Regions from separate parts of the Homo sapiens genome. Here regions 1 and 2 are each linked to region 3. Evidence: read pairs that join two places in POLR2A ChIA-PET (ENCODE). Cell type or tissue: PC-9. All regions are shown on one strand. Each heading gives the region's core, and the rest is flanking DNA. Links, peaks and the distances in the headings are about the cores only.

Evidence for each region. Peaks named below come from ENCODE experiments on the same cell type or tissue, not always from the same donor. Only the 100,000 strongest peaks of a DNase experiment are listed, where the experiment ranks them.
Region 1: POLR2A ChIA-PET joins it to region 3 with 5 read pairs; 2 of 35 experiments call an interaction of 5 or more read pairs at or near these places.
Region 2: POLR2A ChIA-PET joins it to region 3 with 5 read pairs; 4 of 35 experiments call an interaction of 5 or more read pairs at or near these places.

What each region holds. Positions count from the first base shown.
Region 1 is chr11:96,029,488-96,036,792 of GRCh38, reverse strand. The region is part of intron 2 of MAML2 (mastermind like transcriptional coactivator 2); the gene reads left to right. Among named protein-coding and RNA genes, the nearest start is that of MTMR2, 110 kb to the right of the region's middle. In PC-9, for the core only: no CTCF peak of the experiment used is centred there; DNase peaks (open chromatin) are centred at 2,452 and 3,512; H3K4me3 peaks cover 780 bases; H3K27ac peaks cover 2,173 bases.
Region 2 is chr11:96,131,594-96,138,898 of GRCh38, reverse strand. The region is part of intron 1 of MAML2 (mastermind like transcriptional coactivator 2); the gene reads left to right. Among named protein-coding and RNA genes, the nearest start is that of MIR1260B, 210 kb to the left of the region's middle. In PC-9, for the core only: no CTCF peak of the experiment used is centred there; a DNase peak (open chromatin) is centred at 4,128; H3K27ac peaks cover 2,238 bases.
Region 3 is chr11:96,304,035-96,311,339 of GRCh38, reverse strand. All of the region lies in intron 1 of MAML2 (mastermind like transcriptional coactivator 2), which reads left to right. Among named protein-coding and RNA genes, the nearest start is that of MIR1260B, 34 kb to the left of the region's middle. In PC-9, for the core only: no CTCF peak of the experiment used is centred there; DNase peaks (open chromatin) are centred at 1,879, 3,379, 3,749 and 4,239; H3K4me3 peaks cover 2,788 bases; H3K27ac peaks cover 4,503 bases.

The DNA of each region.
Region 1 (7,305 bases), core at 958-5,957, 270 kb after region 3:
GGAATTCAAGGCAGTAAGAATTATTGGGGGTTAACAATTTTCAGGAATTTGGATCGCCACATCTCAGCCCCGGAGTTATTTTTACAATGGGACTTCTTGGTTAAATCTCTAAATTTAAATAGATAAGGATTCAACATATTCTTGAATCTTGAGATCTAGTTTCCCTCATCATGGGCCAAGTAGGAAAGAAAGAAGTGAAACCCTCAAATCACAATGTATCCCTATTTGCCATCCTATCGTGAGCTCCTAAAATCTTATTTTCACACCAAGTGCTTTTTCACCGTCCACTGCAACTGTGATTGTGGTGGTGACCAGACCTGTTCCAGGGGCTCTGAGTCAGGAATGGTGATCATGTGTTCTTTCCCATCATATTCCTGCAGAGAGTAGTGCTAAAAGAGTTTAAAATGAATGAAAGATCCACCTCTCCTAGTTGTTAGAGGAAATAAAACTCTCTAGAGTGAACTTAAAGTGCCCTTCTACCCCTACTTAAAACCTGAGACATACCATCTTTTTTCTTGGGCCCTATACCTATATCTTACCCCCGGCTTTTTGATTATGTCCGTTTGTATGTGTCATTCCGGTGGGGTTAAGCCACTCATTAGATGAGAGATTTTCTGTGTGTCATGTGCCTACTTTATTATAGAATTACATGTGTAGCATCTCAAAGAATAGCTATGTTTTCCACAAAAATCTGTTTTAATTGAACATAATACTGTGGTAAAGTTTTTTAAAATTGCTATACTTGTGCATTATTTTATTCAGTTATATTCTGTTTTTTGAGGGTTTCACTGTATGACAGGCACAGTTTCAGACCATTTTCACATTTAATCCCTGTAGCCTCACTGAGGAGTCTATATCCTAACCCTTAGTTCACAGATGCCCAGCACGTGTATCAGAGAGGTTATGTAACTTGCCCACGGTCACATGGAGCTAGGACTCGAATGGAGGCCTTTTGATTTTGAATTTGTTTGTCTTCCTTTCATCTCTCTGTGTGTGAGGCACTGTTGCATTTCATGGAACAGAAATCTCCTCAGTCTCTTTTGAATATATGAAGATTTCCTGGAAGAATACAGTGGAGTCTTAGAGAACCCAATGTTGGGAGAATACCAAAAAATGGGAAAGCACAGCAGTAATCTTCCCTGTCTCTGTGCTTCCTTCCTTCTGAGATCTCATGATCTCTTGCTTCATTCCTCTCTGAAGTTTCCTCTACAAAGATCTTAGTTACTGTTGCCCAGTGATTTCAGCCTGCACAGGACTTTGGGTTACCACGATACTATTTCTTGCTCTACATGACTTTCCAGTGCCAGGAGCTAACACCTGACAGACCCAGTCTCCTATCTTCCGTAGAATCCACATCCTCAGAAAACAAGAATTTGATTGATCTAGGCAGAGCAGATTGTTCCAAAAGAAGGTGCTGTGAGAAAATAATGGGCATACCTAAAACACGCACTACTTTTTTAAAAGACACTCTATTTGAAATTTTAAAATCAGAATTACTTATGGTTGGCTTCGCATAGCTTTCTTCCAGTCTAGCGTGGTTTCTTTTCCACATTCCTGCCACTGATATGTCTACCCTCTCTTGACCTATCTCACACTTGCCCTGATTGCCTTTCTAAAGGGTACCACACAATTCCAGAATTCTAATCTTTTATCTTTGTGGTAGTTATGCAAATTCTTTTCCTTCTTTGGGAGTTAAATTCCACCTCCACTTCCTCAAGGTAGCTTTCCCATATTACCCAGTAATTATATTAGTCTGTCCTTAATTCCAGGACCTTTGCCTATGAGGACGGGTTCAAATAATTCAGAAAGCAGACAAGCCTTTTAATCTTTTAAACTAAACCTCTTGGACACTCCCATATGCTTCCCCATGTGACTAAGGGCATATATTGAAAACCATATGGTTACAATGATTAGAGTCCAAGAAAAAGCTAACTGGCCCTATATGATCAAACCAATAACTCTGACCCCCAAAAATGCCATCTAGACAAAATATGACCTCAAATTTATAGTGGATAGTCTGAGTCCAGTGCTCAGAGATGCCATGTATTTTCCCTTTAGAATATGCTTTTAAGATTTCTCGTGATGCTAAATGATTTTGAATGCTCAATAAAGTATCAAAAAAGATTAAAGTATCAAAAATAATTTTGGTATTCTGGGCAGAATTTGAAAAGCTTCAAGTCTTTTCTTATTACTTTGCTACTTCCACAAAATTTTTTTGCATTAGAAATGGAGCTTTATAGTAAGTTGATGGAATTATTTTTAATTATGTGGTTTCATAAATAACAAATGTTTTTAAACAGAAGAAATCTCTCTCTGACACACACACACACACACACTCTCTCTCTCTCTCTCTCTCTCTCACACACACACACACACACACACACTTCAAAGTATTTGACCAACTGCCCTAGCTGGCTGACTGTGCTGTTTTAGAAGCAATGAAAGGACAGGGAGATGGGGGTCATATTCTGTGCTTCCTGGATTGGTTGTTAGTCATTAGATACAAACAGTATAAAACCCAGACTTTATGAGTGATCATTATGTTATTATATATCTTTATGAGACGCATTCCCCTCAGGCCACCTAAAGTACTACAATGTTTTAGATGTTGAACTATTTAACCATAATTATTACAACTAAAACCTCATTAAATGTATCCAATAAAGTAGATTCAATGCTTCCACTTAGTTTAGTTTAGTAACAAGAGCTATAAGGAACGTTGTTCTTTCCCCAAAGAGTTTAAAATTTGAGGATTGGCCAACAATAGGGAGTGGGGGATAAAAATAATAGGAAAGAAAAGATTTTCCTTAAAACCCTTTGTAAAGTGTTTTCTATTTTCATGCCTAACAAATGAAGCCTTCATCATCTTTGCTTCTGGGAAGAGTTTCAAGCCTAAGAAACACAATTGGAAACCTGCCGTGTTGCAGCCCATCCTCTGTTAGTAATTCCAACTGGATCCAAATGGAATATCTCCCTTCCAAGAGCTCTCTGAAAAAAATCTCGTGATGAGAGATGAAACCCAGCCAATGCAACCTGGAAGGTTTCACATTTACCCTCTGTCACTAGGTTTTCCCAGACGCGACCCAGGGTACACTCTCCTCTTCCATGTGCTCTCTCACCAGACCACAACTTTCACCCCAAGAGTCAATTCCTCTGCCATGCACCATCCAAAACAAAATTAATCAGAATCTGCTGGAATCCATTTATTCAAAAATTTTTGAGCATTTACAGTGCGTCAAGTCTAGTACAAGATTAGGTATGCACAATCCCTGTCTTCAAGGAGCTCACAGTCTCTGAAGGACTTACAGACTTGAAACTATTACCTAAGCATAGATTCATTTATGTGTTAAACATTCTTTATGGCATTCCTGCCAGGCATTTTAACAGGCACTGTGGTAGATACAAGTAAAGCATGGATTTTTATTGTATGGAACTTACAATCCTAAGAAGATAAGACAGAGAAGGAACTCTGATATAAGGTACTACATGATAAATGTTGCAAAAGTGGAAGTAGAAATAATTGTCCCCAGGGCAGGTAAGGGTTTGGAAACCACTTGGATACAAGATAAGGTTGAGCAATGCCAGGAAAAGGAATTTGAGGGAACTGTGAACAGCAGTCATCTTAGGAGGTTACACTAGCACATTCCATGCCATTTTGTAAAAAGTGCTTAAATAGCATGTATTAGTTTTGTTGTCTTAAGAAGTAAAATAAGCTGTAGACCATTTCAAGGGAGAGTCTCCCTGTTTTAAAAATTAAGCTATAATTTACATGCTACAAATTTCACTTTTTGGGTATGTAAGTGCCCCAAGTTTTGACAAACGCATAGGTATGTAACCATAACCACAATCTATTAATAGAATTTTCATCACCTTTATAAATTTCTGTGTCTCTTTGTATTCAACCTCTTCCCCCACCTTCAGTCCTGGCAACTGCTGGTGTATCCCTGTAGTGTTGTACAGAATTTTGTTTAAATGGGATCAGACAGTATATACCCTTTTGCCACTGGCTTCTTTCACTTAGCATAGCGCACTTGAGAGTCAACCTTGTGATTTAAATATATCAGTAATTCAATTCTTTTTAGTGCGAAGTAGCATCACATTGTATGAATCTATGATAGTTTGTTTATCTATTCACCAAATAAGAGACATTTGATTGTTTCCAATTTGATTTTTGTGGAAACATAACTTTTTTTTTTTTTTTTTTTTGAGACAGACTCTTGCTCTGTCACCCAGGCTAGAGTGCAGTGGCATAGTCTTGGCTCACTGCAACCTCTGCCTCCAGGGTTCAAGCAATCCTCCTGTCTCAGCCTCCCAAGTAGCTGGGATTGCCGGCACCTGCCATCACGCCCGGCTAATTTTTGTATTTTTGTAGAGATGGGTTTCACCATGTTGGTCAGGCTGGTCTTTTACTTCTGACCTCAAGTGATCCACCTGCCTCGGCCTCCCAAAGTGCTGAGATTACAAGTATGAGCCACCGCACCCAGTGGAAACATAACTTTTTATTTATCTTAAATAAATACCTAGGAGTGGGATTCTTCGGTCATATGGTAAGTGTATATTTAACTTTATAAGAATCTGCCAACCTGTTCTCCAAAGTGGCTGCACCACTTTGCTATCCTGTCTGGAGTGTTCGAGTATTCCAGTTGATCCATATTCTTGCCAGGATTTGATCCCAAACATTCTTAATTTGTGGACATTTAAAACTGTGGGCTCACTTTCAGGTAAAGAGATAGCATCTCCCCATCTTGGCCCACTGATGTACAAAGATACGGGTAATTTTTTATTTATTTTTATTTTTTTTAATTTTTAGACAGAGTCTCGCTCTGTCACCCAGGCTGGAGTGCAGTGGCGCAATCTCAGCTCACTGCAAGCTCTGCCTCCCGGGTTCACGCCATTCTCCTGCCTCAGCCTCCCAAGAGGCTGGGACTACAGGTGTCCACCACCATGCCCAGCTAATTTTTTTGTATTTTTAGTAGAGACGGGGTTTCACCATGTTAGCCAGGGTGGTCTCGATCTCCTGACTTCGTGATCCACCCATCTCAGCCTCCCAAAGTGCTGGGATTACAGGCATGAGCCACTGTGCCCGGCCAGATATAGGTAATTTAACGTATAAATCAAGCAACTGGAATTTATGAAACATTTTGTCTGTACCCCAAGCATGCTACGCACTGGGGGCATGCAAAAAAAAGCATGAAACTGGATCCATTCATTCAGTGAATCTTTATTGCACATTTTCCCATGCTGTATTCTGAGAATAACAACTGTTTGGGTCATGAACTATGTTAAGGAATACTCTTTTCTGGAAATTAGCAATACTCCTTAGCATACCAATGACTCTGAGAGGTACTGCAGTAAATAAACTAATTTGTTTTTCTCTTTAGCATAGTTTGGAAAACACTAATTTACAGTTTTGTCAAAGAGAGAAAACACACAAACACACACACACACACACACACAAACTGTTAAATGGAAATAATAACACTTAGCTCATAGGATTCAATGAAATAAATGTGTAAAAGTACCTTTTACAAAACCTGGTATCCAGTGAGAAAAGAAACATTAAAACGTGTAATGCAGGAGAAAAGGCCAATAATAATTGCACAAATTTGTTGAGCACTTATTCATGCCAGGTACTTTACTGTGCTTTTGAGATATATTACCTTAGTTAATTCTTACAGTAACCCTAGGAAACGTACGTGCTACTATTGTTCCCAAGTCATTTACAGTCAGATCTAGAATTCAAGCCCAGGTTTGGGTGACTCCTAACCAAACTCTTAATCTCTGTGTACTTAAATCTCCCAAGACTAGGAATGCTCTAGGTGTTCAGAGGAAGGAAAGAGAGAATGCATGAATCCTTATTTGTCCACCCTTAATAAGAACAAGGATTGGTAGTGAGTGTCACTCAAACTGAGATCTATAGCATATTTAGCACCATTTTCCCTTGGGATCTTGATGTAGCCTTGGGTTCCCAGTTTTGTATTAGTACTCCAGGAGTAGTGAAATTACCACTGGAAGTATTTCTGCCTGCTTGGCTGCCTTTAAGTAGAGTTCTGGCAGTTCTCTGTCAGGTCAATGGTCACTGCCTTCCTCTGGAACTGGGTCACTATAGAACACTCAGTAAAACCTGAATGATCTCTACCATGTATACAGCTTGAGTTTTGAGCTGTTTTCCTAGGGATGTTGATGGAAATTCAACTGTAATTCTATATTTGGGGATGCCATGGTGTAAAGATGTAATTGTTTTTTCCATTTGGATGAACAGTTGTCACAGAAGCATATGTTAAATATTCCATTCTTTCCTCATGGATTTGTAATGTTATTATTCTTATATAACAATTTTCCTTATATTTGTGAGTCTGTTTCTGGACTCCCTAGTCCATTCTATTCTGTTTATCTATTCATTTCTTCCAAAGCCAATTCACATTGTTTCAATCACAATGGCTGTTATAGGTCATCACATACCTGGTAGAGTAATTCCCCCATCTTCTCTTCCTTTTTTAAAAAAACAATGATATTAGCTATTTCTGAACTTTATCTTTCCATATGATTTTTTTTTTTTTATGGAGTCTCACTCTGTTGCCCAGGCTGGAGTGCAGTGGCGCAATCTCGGCTCACTGCAAGCTCCGCCTCCCAGGTTCAAGTTATTCTCCTGCCTCAGCCTCCCGAGTAGGCTGAGGGATTACAGGTGTCCGCTACCACGCCCGGCTAATTTTTTGTATTTTTAGCAGAGACGGGGTTTCACTGTGTTGGCCAGGTTGGTCTCGAACGTCTGACCTCGTGATCCACCCACCTTGGCCTCCCAAAGTGCTGGGATTATAGGCGTGAGCCACCGCGCCTGGCTCCATATGAATTTTAAAGTGAGTCTTTTAAAAAAATTAGCTGAACACTTTTTCCAGAAATATTTTGTGGTCTGGTAACATACAAAAACAAAAACAAAAAACTCTGTTTGACATGAGATGGGGTTTCTGAATGTGACCTTTAGGCCTATCTTTGAGCACCTGAAATCTTTCATTTCCTGAAACCTCACCACTAAATTTTTAAAGCGCCACTGAACATAGAAAGTCAGAGCTTTAAGCCAGTGAATGACAAATGGTGGGAGTTTCCAGTCCATGGAGAGAATAGGAGCAGAGAAGAAGATGGGAGGACAGATACAGGTGAGAGATGTTAACACAGCCTATTTTTGAGAATTTCCTCCTAGTACCATCCGTTACCCTGTTCCAACAATGAAAAACTACATTATCTAGATTATCCTCTAAAAATTTTGTTCACAGGAAGGCATAATTTTTGCCTTAATTATGACTCCAG
Region 2 (7,305 bases), core at 1,092-6,091, 170 kb after region 3:
CAAGCATCTGCCCTCAAGTTTTAGAAAACTGGTCTATATAAAAGTAAGGGACTCAGCCAGATAAATCAAGCACCCTAGGACAATACAAAGTTGTCAGGAGGATTCCCAGGTTCTGGGGATCATAGAAACTCACCGATCTCTACCTGGAAAGCTTTTTGGGGCCTTCCTGGACTATGTCTCGGAGGTGCTTCCTGCTCAGGCATTTCCAAGTGAGGATGCATTATCAAACCCAGTCCCTGGTGGTTTACCCGGCAATCATTATTCACCAACCCCCCCATCTTTCTTACCCTCTCTGAATGCTGGCTGACCACTTGGGGGTAAGGAAAACAGGAAGAGTGCAATAAGATCGCCCATTAGCAGCCATTAGGAGTTCAACATTCATATCTCAGCAGTCACTGGAATAGATTTTTCATAAATTTCCTGAGCACCCTTGTGGAACACAATATAAGAGGCAGCCATTTTGCTCCCTCTTTTACAGATGGCATAAATAACTTCCTTTGGCCACAAAGCTTCAGAGTTAGGAGCTATACAAAGATCTCCTAGGCAAGGGGCAGTAATATGAGCTCAGGTGGCGGTCAGGTGGCTGTCTGGAAATCAGTACTTGAAGAGGGAGACAAAGGAATAGCTTTCAGGGATTCAGCCAACAAACACAGGTATCAGCATGGACGACAGGAAAGTATATTTTTCTTCATTTTTTGGCATTCCACCTTGCTTCATGTCACCATTTTTGGGTGTTCAAATCTTTGATTACAAAAGGAGGATCTTGAGGTATACAAAAAACCGGAATCCTGTGTTCTTATTAGCCTAAATATGTGAAGGACTTCTTTTGGCCCTAATAACGCCAAGTTAGCTAACATTTACCACAGTCATTTTTTAATCATTTGGTTCAAAATAGGAATGACAGAGGCCAAAAAGCCTACCAGTTATAAAGACATTGTTCTTGATGGATACAGGAATATTGTGGGGAAAAGGATGGAAAGGGGGAATTATTTCACTGAAAGAGACTACCCTTTCATATAATTAGCACATAAAAAAGATTGTTAAAAAATAACAGTCTTAGGAACCAAGTATTAAAGATCAATATATTTAATAATTTTCAGGTTTAATGCAATTATAAAATTCTAATTTTCTAATAATAATATTCATTATCCAAGTGATTAATATTAACCATAAACACCCACAGTTTCTTCTGTCTCCCCTGCCCACCGTCTTTCAGACACACTCACACAGTGTATGTGTAGTATATTAAAATGGAGACTGAATGGTCAATGAGTTTGTGGACAATACCATACTTGTTATTCTTTTTCCATCTGAAAGGCAAGAAACAAAGGAATTCCAAAGCTTAGATCATGTGAGGAAACTCTTTCTGGCTCCCAGTACATGTGTTGTCCAGTTCTTAAAATGCACAGGCTAAAGCAAACTTAAACTCTTATTCAAAGTCTTTGTTGAAGAGACAAAGGAATTGGGTTTTCCCTAAAGATTTTTCTAAACTAGTCAGATTTGCTTCTTTTGATCCAGGCGTGTAAGAGACAGTAAGAGAAATTTAGTCTTGGGAATCACTATTTTAAACAAAGGCCAAAAACAGTGGTGTCTATTTTTAAAGCCTCCTCATTTCTCCCCAGAACCAAGTGCAAGGTAATTTGAATTCGGTTTCCAGTCAATATGGTTAACCTGATTTCACTCTACAATTTAGCAGTCTGTTCTTTATACTTGATTTCTATGATATTAAGTGCATGCAACATTTCCTTCCCTTTTAACCCGGTTTCCACTTACAGTTTTCTGTGTATTTGAGATCTGTTTGGTGGCCTGCCTGAACTCATGGAAAATTGACGACACTGAAAGAGAATTGTTGTAGTTAAGCTTCCCTGATGGCATTTTTTAAAAAACAACAGTGGAAAAAAATAACAAGGCACTAGTCAGATGTGATTTTTGGCAGATACTTCACTCAAAGTGCTCAGGGCATCCCCAGAAATTATAACCCCTCAAAGATGTTCAGGGTACAGTAAATAAAGCAAGATACAATTATTTTAATGTTCATCCTATTGATTCAGTTCTCTTCTCTGCAAGGTCTTAGTAACAGGGATTTTGATCTAAGTGAAAGGTCAGCTTTGAAGTAAGTGTAAAGTTATTTACAGGAAATGAAGCAAAAAGTGGGCTTTCATGCATTTTGAAATTTCTTTATTATTGAGGAGAAAATGAACTGTGTCATCAGCTGAAAGAAAAACAGATGCCTAACTTCTCATATTAAAGTTAAATAAATACCTACCATACTAGAAGTATGCTATTAGCTCTGAAATTTGAAATTCACCATGGTCTGTTTTCCCCAACTTTGGATGTGAAAGCAGGAAATAAACAACTGTGAATTAAGGCTCTAAGTAACTATGTAGCAGTTGTAGTTTGGGGGGTGGGGGAAGACTGCCAACATGAGATAATCATGGTGGGGTTTTCTTTCCAATATGGGATGCTAAATAGACATTTGTGATAACTACATAATCAACAACATCTTTAAATATTTAATTTCTTGTCAGTTGTTATCTTAATTGACTTCAACTCATATGTATGTATGTGTGTATGTATTACATATATACATATAACTACATCTGTCAGAGGGAAGTGGCAAATTGAAGCAATTATGCGGCTCATTCTGCAAAGAAAAAAAAGGAAGAGGAGAAAACTGATGGTAAGTGGGAAAAGTTTAGATAATTGTGACTTACTGTATAGATTTATATTTAGATATAACCTGGACTTCTTCAAATAATTTATGTCTACCTATAGTCTTGGATTTCTTCATACTCTAGATCAAAACGTTGATTCCTAGATGTGTTTACATATCACGTATAATTGAGTTCACTGGCACCTCAGTGCAGGTCGGCTTGGTGCCATGCTGGTTTTCACTTAATGGGATTAGTTACTAAAGTTTAGTTCAAAATTAATTCATTTCAACAAAAATCTATTAAGTATCTACTGTGTCCCAAGCTCTTAGCTGGGTGCAAGGAGTCCACAGTTAATTTCAATATAATTTTTTTTTTTTTTTTTGAGATGGTGTCTCACTCTGTTGCCCAGGCTGGAGTGTAGTGGCATGATCTTGGCTCACTGCAACCTCCACCTCCCAGGTTCAGAGATGTATGTCACTATTAGGAATTAAGAATGCAGCCTTGAGCAGCGAGCCAGAAGAATCACTCCTCTAAAGATAGGAAAAAAATGCCAATTTTTAGGAAATAAAGCTACACAAATTGTAAGAAAAAGCTGACCTTTACTGTAAGTAATTATTCAGTTTTGTTTCATTCAGTTATCTATTTCCAGCACAAAAATACTATAAAATCATTACCACGGTTTAAAAAAAAAAAAAAAAAGCCTTGGATTGGGACCTCTCTTCTGCCACCTACTAGCTGAGTGAACTTTAAAAACTTAACATCTCTAAGTATCAGCTTCTTCCTCTGTAAAAGTGTAATAATAAGAAGAAATATCAGGCCTAACTGATAGGCCTGGTGTGAGGATGAAATGAGATAATGTATTGTCTTAGTCCGTTTTGTGTTGCTATAACAGAATACCTGAGACTGGGTAATTTATTAAGAATGAAGATTTATTTCTCACAGTTTTGGAGACTGGGAAGTCCAAGGGGCTGGCATCTTGTAAGGTGCCATCTTGCTGTGTCATACCGTGGTAGAAGATGGAAAGGCAAGAGATAAAGGGGGAACAGAGACAAAGTTATTATTTTATTAGGAACCCACGCCCATGATAACTAACTCACTCTCACAATAACAGCATTAACTCATTCATGAGGACTGTGCCTAATCACCTCTTAATGGTTTCACCTCTCAACACTTGCTTTGGGGATTAAGTTTCCAACACATGAACTTTGTGGGGCACATTCAAACCATAGCATGTTGCTAGTGCAATACCAGGCATTGGGTAAATGCTCAATATGTGTCCACTGTTATTATCATCCCTACTTCTGCTATAGCTGGGCAATCTAATGAACTGCAGAAGCTCTGGATGTAATGCCCTACACATGCCTGCAACTCGACTTTTAGAAGGAGAGTTTGGTTTATTCTCCTAATACATGATAGAGTAGCAAATGAGGAAATAGCAGTCAGTGGTATTTATGACTTTCCATGGTAACCATTTCTGTTTACCCCTCTTAGCTTGAGGAAATAAAAGCAATACTGGCTGGATTAGTTGAAACATGCCACTTACTTTTTACCACAATGTGGTAAGTAAAAGTAGAGAATATTATTATAAAATTTCTATGTATCAAGTAGCTGGACATGTTGAATAGAATTTGAAGGAAAGAAGTATAGACTAATTTACATACAGCAAAACTTCTTTGACTCTTTTTATTTCAGTATAGTATTTGAACAAGAGTTTGACTGCCTTCAAATATATGGGAAGCATGATCTTCTAAACAAATAAATAATCCCAGAATCCTGAAGTACTCACTAATGTTGTATAAGGAGGAAAGCACTAGAATCAGAGACATTTGATATCTTGCCTTAATTCATTAAAAATGCATCAAAAATGTATTATGTGCAAGGACTATTCCAGGCATTGGGGTACAATGAGGAATAAAGCAGGTGTGGTGCCTGCTTACCTGGAACTTTAGTAGTGGTGAGTAACACAATAGGTGAGAAACACAGTAAACAAGTAAACAAAGTAGTTTGTATTTATTTTGTAATAAGGACTTTAAAGGAAAAAATAGAGTCCTGTGTCCTGCCACTTAGCTGTATAATCTTCAGTAAGTCATATTCAGAGACTAATAGAATGTAAAGAAGTCTTAGAGAACCATTACAAAGACCTTATGAGCTATAAAGCACTAAACAACTACAAAGAATAATTGTCAGCAATGTCTAATTATAAACTGTTCTTTCTTTCTTTTTTCTGTTTTCTTTTTTTTTTCTTTTCAATGAGGCAGGGTCTTGCTCCGTTGCTCAGGCTGGAGTGCAGTGGCATGATCTCAGCTTACTGCAACCTCTGCCTCCTGGGCTCAAGTGATACTCCCACCTCAGCCTCTTGAGTAGCTGGGACTAGAGGCACATGCCATCACGCCCAGCTAATTTTTGTATTTTTTGTAGAGACAGGGTTTCACCATGTTGCCCAGGTTGGTCTCAAACTCCTGGGCTCAAGCAATCTGCCTGCCTCAGCCTCCCAAAGTGCTGGGATTATAGGCATGAGCCCCCATGCCTGGCCTATAAACCATTCTTATCTGGTAATATACACAGCCTTTAAAGGTTTCTATTGTATTCTCATACTCCTCATCTGAAGTACAAATATGTTTCTTAAAAACATAAAATATATTTCAATTAATATTCCATATTTTAATATTTTTATTTTCTTAAACTGTTTTTCTGCCAAGTCGATTGACCAAGAGAAGGCTGAATGTTCACACAGGTCTTTCATAGGGAAAATAATCCAGGTGTGTAATGACTGTATACGGGCTACCACTCCCATGCATGAAGACATGTAAATGGCTGAAAAATAGCAGATCTGGGTGCTTGCGAAATTTTAAAATCGATAAGAAAATGATAATAATGACTAATAAAAAATGATAAGAAAATGTAATATATTTTACTTTGCTTACCGATCTACATTCTCCCAAATGGCATTCAACAAAAATTGAAATCAGAATATAGGTTGCAGAACACTGACACAGGAATATATTTATTTTATATTAATAGAATGATTTCTTTTAATGGTTCCTTTTCAATGTGTTCATTATGTTTGAAATTTAAGTACCTTGGATAAAAGTTATCAAGAAATATCTTTATCCAGGAAAGCCTACTTGAGGGCGATGTTTTCTCTTACACATTCTGTATCCACATATCTCCTTGTAGATATCATGCAATGAAGAAGGCACTCACTATATATTATTGAATGAGATGTAACACTTAAGTAGACATATTTTAATTTTTACTCTAATATTGTATCCATAAGCATCAGAAAGTAGCAGTATGTTGGGCATGGTCATCATGTTACAGAATTTAATATAAATGTTATCAAACTTTCAGAAATAGCTCACATTGCCAAACTCAGAAGAGACTAATATATAAGCCCAAATACCACTTGGACTTTTACAATGAGAACTGTAACATACAGCAGTCCAGAACACCCAAATACACTGATGAATTAATCCTTTCCTACAGGTAGAGAGGACAAATTACAAGGTAAGTTACTTGTTAGATATGGAATCAGAGCTACAGTATTTGGTAGAAATATTGTCATGGCTGTTGTCAGAACGCTAAGAACACGCTATATCCATCTCCACTATAGGTTTATGTTTGCAGAATGACTCATATCTGTCTGTGAACAAGGCAAACACACATGAACAGATTCCTATTTTTGAGTTCTACTTTCTTGTTACTGTCATGCTGACCTTTCTGTTGTCATTCACATATTGTTTCTTCAGAGTATGTAAATCAAAGAATTACTCTATAACTTTATAAATGCAAAAATAACTATCTTTGCCAGTTTGTACTTGATATCTAAAATCTAAATGTGGTTAGTTCTGAGGTAATTAGACTTACTAGGGCATGCACTCTGGCAAACTATTGTCTGTCTTGTTCACTGCTGAATCCTTACTACCTTGCAGGCCTGGCACACAATAGGTCCTTAATAACTTATTTGTTGAATAAATGAATTAAAGGGTAAAAGGTACTGCAACAAATGCCTCACCTCATTTTGCATATTCATTTTTTCCTAATTTCCTGCTCATAGGCTAACTTTTTGGAGATCTTTTTCTGCACGTGACATGGGTGAGAACAAAATATGTACGTGCACACACCATGAGCTATGTATTCTATTTCTGTGCAAGACAGATGTGATCCTTGCCCACTAGGAAATTTTTACCTTAAAATGTACAATTCATTGGCTTTTTAGTATATTTTTATTTTTTGAGACAGAGTCTCACTCTGTTGCCCAGGCTGGAGTGCAATAGCACAGTCTCGGCTCACTGCAACCTCTACCTCCTGGGTTCAAGAGATTCTCCTACCTCAGCCTCCCAAGTAGCTGGGATTACAGGAGTGTGCCACCATGCCTGGCTAATTTTTGTATTTTTAGTAGAGACGGTGTTTCACCATGTTGGCCAGGCTGGTCTCGAATGCCTGACCTCAAGTTATCCACTTGCCTTAGCCTCTCAAAGTGCTGGGATTACAGGCATGAGCCACCACACCCAGGCAATTTTTAAAGTTGTGCAACCATCACCACTATCTAATTCTAGAACACTTCTATCACCCTATAAAGAAACTCCACGTCCCTTAGCAGTCACTCCTCATATTCCTGTTTTCATGGATTCCTGTAACTACTAATATA
Region 3 (7,305 bases), core at 1,365-6,364:
TATACAAAAGAACTAAAGTGAGTGTGACTATCCAGCTTCTTCTATTTCTTCCTACTCTTTCACTTCTTTTGTTCCCTTCATGATTCTGCTGCATGCCAGGAATGGACTCACATGACTTCTCAAACTCCTAGCCAATGTAAACATAGTGAAACATAATAAAGTGGTAAAAAGCTATCTGGACCTAGATTTGAGTCTAAGCCCTGTCTTTTCTTGTGAACATTTGAACAAATTCCCTCACCTCTCTGAGTTACAATGTCCTTATGTATGAAATGGGGTGATAACTAATAAAGAGCTATTGTGAGAGTTAAATGAGATGATACATGTAAAGTACTTAGCTTGGTGCCTAGACATAGTTGGGACTCCTTAGATGTTAGCCATTGAACACATTTCTTGGGCTATTTATTGCCACTTTTCTGGTATATGGTTAACATATTCACCTACATTTGCATAAATGATATTGTAAAATATGCCTTAGAAGAGTCCCATGCATTCACATAGCAGATTATAGCTTATAAAGAAATTTCTCATTTTATTTTTACAACACTGGACGCAGAAGAGTTGACCATATTTTCCCTTTTTACACCTGGGGAGACTGAGGCTCAGAGAGGCACAGTGACTTAATTTGAATTGACTTGCGTGAAGAGTCAAACCAGCAGACTCTTTAGTCCAGTGCTTCTTATTATATATGAGAAAGCATGTTATAAATTACTGACACCACAGTATTGCCAACCTAAGGACTAGGAAGAAAGGGCTTACATGTTTCTTGCTTTAATAATATGTGAATTAGAAAAGGTATTCAAGAAGATACAGGGTTAGAATGTGTATCTTTCTTTTATGTACTGAAATGTTTCAACTCATATGCAGCAATGTGGTAACTTGAAAGATGATTCCAGAGATTTCATGCTTCTGGCAGTTTCAGGTCACATTGGGGTGAAATTTGACATACTGTAGTCATCCCCAAGGTAATAATGTTGATGAAATGGTATAAACCCTGATACATTCTTAAGCAAAATGAATCTAAAAGTTTGTTTCAAAATTTTTAACGTTTTATGTTGCTCTGACTTTCCATATACTGATTTTTACATTACTTAGTGAAAAAAAAAATAACCTTTAGCTTCTGACAACAAAAACATTTTAGCTATTTTTTTATAGTAGGCTTCTTTGCATATCAGTTCTCAGTTTATGTATAGAAGAATTTCCTTTTCACGTAATCACAGTATAAACTGATTTCTTGGCTCCAAATATGATGATAGTTTTTTAAAAGAGCAAGAAGCAAGTATGCTCCCTATATGTCATCATATACATTTTGGAAACTTCAGAGTCTTAAAAATCATTCTGACCAGGTGTGGTGGCTCACACCTGTAATCCAATCACTTCTGAAGGCCAAAGCTGGTAGACTGCTTGAGTCCAGGAGTTTAAGACCGGCCTAGTCAACATGGCAAAAACCCATCTCTACAAAAAAAAATGTATAAATTAGCTGGGCGTGGTGGCATGTTATCTGTAGTTCCAGCTACGTGGGAGGCTGAGGTGGGAGGAATACCTGAGCCTGGAGAGGTCGGGACCTCAGTAAGCCGTGACTGCACCACTGCACTCCAGCCTAGGTGGCAGAGTGAGACCCTGTCTCAGAAAAAAAAAAAAAAAAATTGTTCCTTTGGGAGGTGGAATATCACAGTAGTCAATACCTTGGGCACTAGAATCCAAGCTCTACCATTTATTAACTGAGCAAATTGAGGGAAATTATTTAATTCTAAGGCTTTAATTCCACCATCTATGAAATGGTGATGTAGCAAAACCTGCCTAACAGGGATGGTGGCAAGATTAAGGGAGAGTGAGCAGGTAGTTACTGTGCTCAGTGTTAGATACTATCTTCATCATCGTCATCCATGATGATCTTAGCAATCCTGCTACTGGGTTGAATGAAGTTCTCTGTACAGATTCCATGGCTGTAGGTAAGAATGAATTACTCATAATTGTGAGCAGAATAATGTGTGGTAAACAAATTATGCAGTTATTCGAATCCTTCTACTAAATCACAACTATAGGGTTAAACTAAAGGGCAGTTTTGAAACTGACCTCTGGGTGTGAATGCATTGTCAAGCACTTCATACTAAAACACAATGGCATTCCAAATCCCAGTATGATGCTAGACACAATGGATTACTCATTTCAGTGGGAGTACATTCTCTCCAAAAACCCAAAAACATTCACCCAGAACTTTCAAGACAAAAGACATTGCCAGCTAACACCAGCAAGGGCACTTAGTTTTCTTCCTTTCTCTATCTTTTACTTCTCTGTTTTGCTGAACTTAACTAATGAGTTATTTTCATTTTATTGTATTGTATTTTATGCCATGAATTATTTGTTTATGCTGCAGCATTTTTACATTTGGACAAGAGTACACAGAGCAGAAAGTATATAGCACATGTATGGTTCACTGTGTATAGATAAATGAAGCATTCATTCATTCAATAAATATTTGCTCAGTATCCATTGTGTGTAAGACATGAGGTTAGCTACATGGTCCCCAGCTTCAAGGTCTTTACATTCTAATAGGAAGACATATAAGAAACAAGCAAACAAACTAAAAAATATACATTATTATAGCTAGTCATTTTTTATAAAGCACAAGTTTCTTTAAATTTAAGCTGAAACATAAAGAAGTAGGAAGTAGCCATGGATGTAATTTTTGGGAAGTGTATTCTGAGATGTTAGAGCAACTCTGATGCAAAGTACCATTTGTTTATTTAGCTTAATATTTTATGTCTAAAGTAGGTTTCTTACTGATAAAAATTGCAACATAATTAGATTTTGGGTATGGGAAATGATTGGATAATAAAGAATAAAACATAATCAGGTATGCAGTAAGTGAAAAGTTGATGTCAGAATTTCCAGTAATACTGTAATTATGTAAATTGTCACTAAAATGGATTTTGAGGGTTAGTACTTAAATACACAGAGTCTTGAATGACACAGCAGTCACCCATATGTATGTTAGAGATGCTTCAGTTATATTTCAGAATTCTACTATTGTTTAGTAAATCACTGGATTTTTTTTTCCTCCTTGTGGTTTAGGATAGCATTGAAATATCTTGGTATAATTACTTCCATACTTTGTCATTAGTATTTTATATTCTTTATTACATGGACTAATGCCCCACCACCACTGCCCCCCAAATTTTAGCTATGCTGAAATGAAACTCCCTCTGAAATTTTGATTTCTGAGGTCGGGTGATCCCAAATGTAAACTATAACACTGTGTAAGGCCTGAGTCTAGAATTGTAAAGAAGCCAGAATCTTCCATGAGCATGCGCAGGGCTTTACCATAATTCCAGAGTAGAACAATCAGCATTCAAAACCACATGAAGCCAGGACTCTCTTCCACCCTCCTCTTCCTTTCCCCTATAAAATGATATCCACCCATGAGTCATAGGCCATTCATTCCCTTGGGTTCACTATTAGTTCTGTTCCTGAACTCTCATGGGCCATCAAATGAAAATAAAATTAATACACACGAAGAGATTATCATTTTAGGGGATTTGTGGGAGCCCAGACACTTTTTATGAGAAGAGACTGGCACCCCTAAGGATGTTATTTGAATCTGAAAAGAAGCGGTCATAAAGGAAGTGGTGCTGCTTTAATCTGCTGTACGGAGCTGCCACCCTGCTCTTACTGCTAGGCAGCCTTCCCATATGAGCAGAATGATCATTCCCTTGGAGAAAGCAGCTGAGGTTTGAAAGCCGTTCCAATTTTGCAGTTTCAGGAATGTGTCGGAGTTGCAGCTTTAAGATGGCATTTCCCCCTCCCCAGCTGCTGTCGAGAGTGCCTGGGCTAGATGTGAATGGGAGTTTTGTATGAAGATTGTGAGTGAGCCAGAGCCACTGGGTAATCAGGGCAGCAAGGCACATTAAGGAATATACTTTAAGGGATATATTTAAGGAATATACTTTTCATACAGCCTCTCACTCTTCCTTTACAGTAAAAGCATAAGTAAAACTTCCCTATGCTCCTGTACTTATCCTGCTTTTGGTCTGACTTTAAGCTCAGCACTGAAGGCAACTTGATCTCCGTTGCTATCTCCTTTCATAGATGATAATGAGCACAGTTCTAAGAGGCTGGCTGCAATGATATCCTTTGCTGTTAGAAAAGGAAAGCGGGAGCAGGGATTGGAGTGATTGTTTGCTGTGTTGGTGACTGTGATGTTGCCATGGGAAAGCTCAAGACTTCAGGAGAGTTTGTATTTTGTTGGGCGAGGTGCCAAACTGTTGTGACTTATTACAGCCGTGTGAGTGAGCTGTACAGAACAGTATCCTGTGTAGCAATTCAAAGGGCAGGATCACTTTAATCAGGGAAAGATAGAGTGCTGAGTATTCACATTACGCTTTATTTCAACTTGGAAATGATAAACAAACCTAACATTTTGGTAGTCTCTGGGTTTGCTCTTTTAACTTTGGAGAAAAAAAAGAATCAATTCCTCGTGCTCACTCCAACTGAAAAGCAAAACAAAAATGTTTCTGCTTTACATATAAAGACCCCTTGTAACGAATGGTGTGCTCTCAAGTAACCACTCCACCCGCAAATGCTAGTTCATCTTGACTCAGCCTCAAGGAAAGAAAAAATTCACAGGCCAAGTTGATTTGGTGTGAAAAAAATAGTGTAAGTTTGGGAAGGTTTCTTTTCAATTTAGACTGAGGACATTCCTCTGCCTCACTTACCTGGGAAAGTCAGCCTTTTTACCCCTAGTATTGGCAAAATACATGGCCCAGTCTAGATGTTCAGTCGTTGTCTAACTATGCTGAAGGCAAGGAGTTTTCTTTGAGGTTTTATGAAAAATTAATACATAGATCCACATAAAGGAAAATTCTGGAGCTTGGAGAACTGTTTTGACCTTTCAAGTCACAAAGGGAGCTAGGTTCAGTCCCCTTTTTGCAGTAGTCAACACAGCCCTAATTCTTTAGGGAGATGCCAAGCCTCCATATCATTTTGTGCTGTGTAGACATTGCCTAGAAGTTCCCTTGGAGCCAAGTCTTTTGAAGCTTTTTGATCCATTCCAGGGAACTCTTGGAAGAGGAGAGAAGAGCTTCACAATTTCCATTTTTAGCCTAAAACAGATGTCAACATGTTAACTCTTCTTCATTTGATATTGTGGGCCTGGGCTCGTGCAGTGATCAAAGGCACAACTGAAGTGCACAACTGAAGTGCTCCATATTTTCAGAATATATGTTTATTGAGAGACTTGTAGAAAACTATATATGTATATGTTATGTATATAATTATATATACATAATTTGATACTCAAGGCAGCTATGACGTCTTGCAGCATAACAAGAAGAAAGGTATGTTTCTTATTGTGAGATATTAAAGTTTCATATGATACATTTTAAATGTTCATTTTCTAGGAGCATTTCACTTTGTCTTTTAAAAACACTTTTCAGAATGTTTATACTTGTGTTTGTTGCTTTGTAGTTTTATTTGGTTGCCAGGTTAGCTATTTATTTTCACCCAGTTTAACCTCTGAGGGACATATTTTGCATAGAGACAGATGTTTTTATCTGCCTTAATTTCCAGTTACCGTACTTCTAAGTTCTAGTAACATTCAGAATAGTTCATCATAGAAGTTGTGGAAACTTTTTCTAACATAGAAAAAATTCCCTTTGTGTATTAGATGACTTGAATAGTAACTTACAGATATCTAGACATTTGGGAATCAGAGAATTGATGAGACTTTCTTTTTGCCAAAGTTTTTTCATATAGTACAGTTTCACATGTATTTTAATATAGAATACATCCTGTCTCATTATTATTATTCAAATAGACTTTATTTTTTAGAGCAGTGTATGTTCACAAGAAAATTGAGTGGAAAATACAAAGAGTTCCCAGATACTCCCAGTTCCCTATCCATGCATAGTCACCCCCATTATCACCATCCTCCACCAGAGTGGTATGTTTGTTGCAATTAGTGGACCTACATTGACACACCACTATCACCCAAGGTCTGTAGTTGACATTAGGATTCACTCTTGGTGTTGTATTCTGTGGGCTCTGATAAATATATAATAATGTACATCTTTCATTATATTATCATAGAGTATTTTACTGCTCTAAAAATCCTCTGTGCTCTGCCTGTTTATCCTTCCCTCTCCCTTAACTGCAGGCAACTACTGATCTTTTTACTGTTTCCATATTATTTTAAAATGTAATAGCTTTAATTTTAAAATATTACACTAAAATGTGAAAGTTACTGAAAAATGGATTAAAGTGTATATATTTTTTGGCCTCAGAACTCAGTTTTTGCATTGAGAAGTTGTTATAAATGGTGCATCTCTAATTCCTTTTCCTTAAGTGAGAATTTATTGACCTAATAATAATATTTCAGAATGTTATTCTCAGTCAAGAGAATTGTATCTTTATAGGACTTCGGAATTTTTCAATAGTGGTTGAGTCAGGAGCTTCTCAAATAGAAGAAACATAAACAGCATAACATAGCATAAACACATTTAGTTGTTTTTATTTTTTTCTTTAAGGTCCCTTTATCCTGAATCACAGTGGTGTAACATCATTGTGATTTGGGCTATGTTTCTGGAGCACTTTATGCAGTTAGCTGTCTCTGTATCTCCTCTGCCTGCTGCAAGAAGAGTTTATATGAATACATTCATTACTTGCAGATGTACAAAAAGTTACCGAGGAAATTAGGACTAATAGGAAGCATTCATTCTGTTTGAAGTAGATGCCATGAAATGTAATAGGATGGTCTTCTAGATAAAGAAAAACCTGGGTGCCACTCTCAGGATACAGTATTGGCTGGATCGGGGGACCATCTCTCTCCTTGGTTGAATCCACATTAACCAATGTCTCCCAACTTATGTTTTAACTGTCACTGTACTTCCAAACTGGCCTCTCATCCCATAATCTATCCTCTATCATTTGCCAGTTAAATTCCTAAAAATGCAACTCTTTTTGTCTCAAGTCTCCACTTAAAATCTTTAAATGGCACCCCAAATTCCAAGCTTCCTCATCAACCCTTTTGTGGATCTCAGTGTCAGAAGGAGTTTAGGCTCTTTCCTGGAAACATGACTATGATAGGAGTCAGCCTGACTTCTTATTCTAAGGGGTGAGAGAGTGAACCAGGCCTCAGCAGTAGAATCAGTGTCCCCTCCTCAGAATCTGTACACTGTGATAAGAGAGGCTTGAAACTGACTTGCAAGAAGTAGGGCTGAAGCAGCTTTCACAGATTTAACGGGAGACTGGAATGAGCAGATTCTGTGATGATCAAAGATCAAACGGTGCTGAATTCGAGAAGGAGGTACA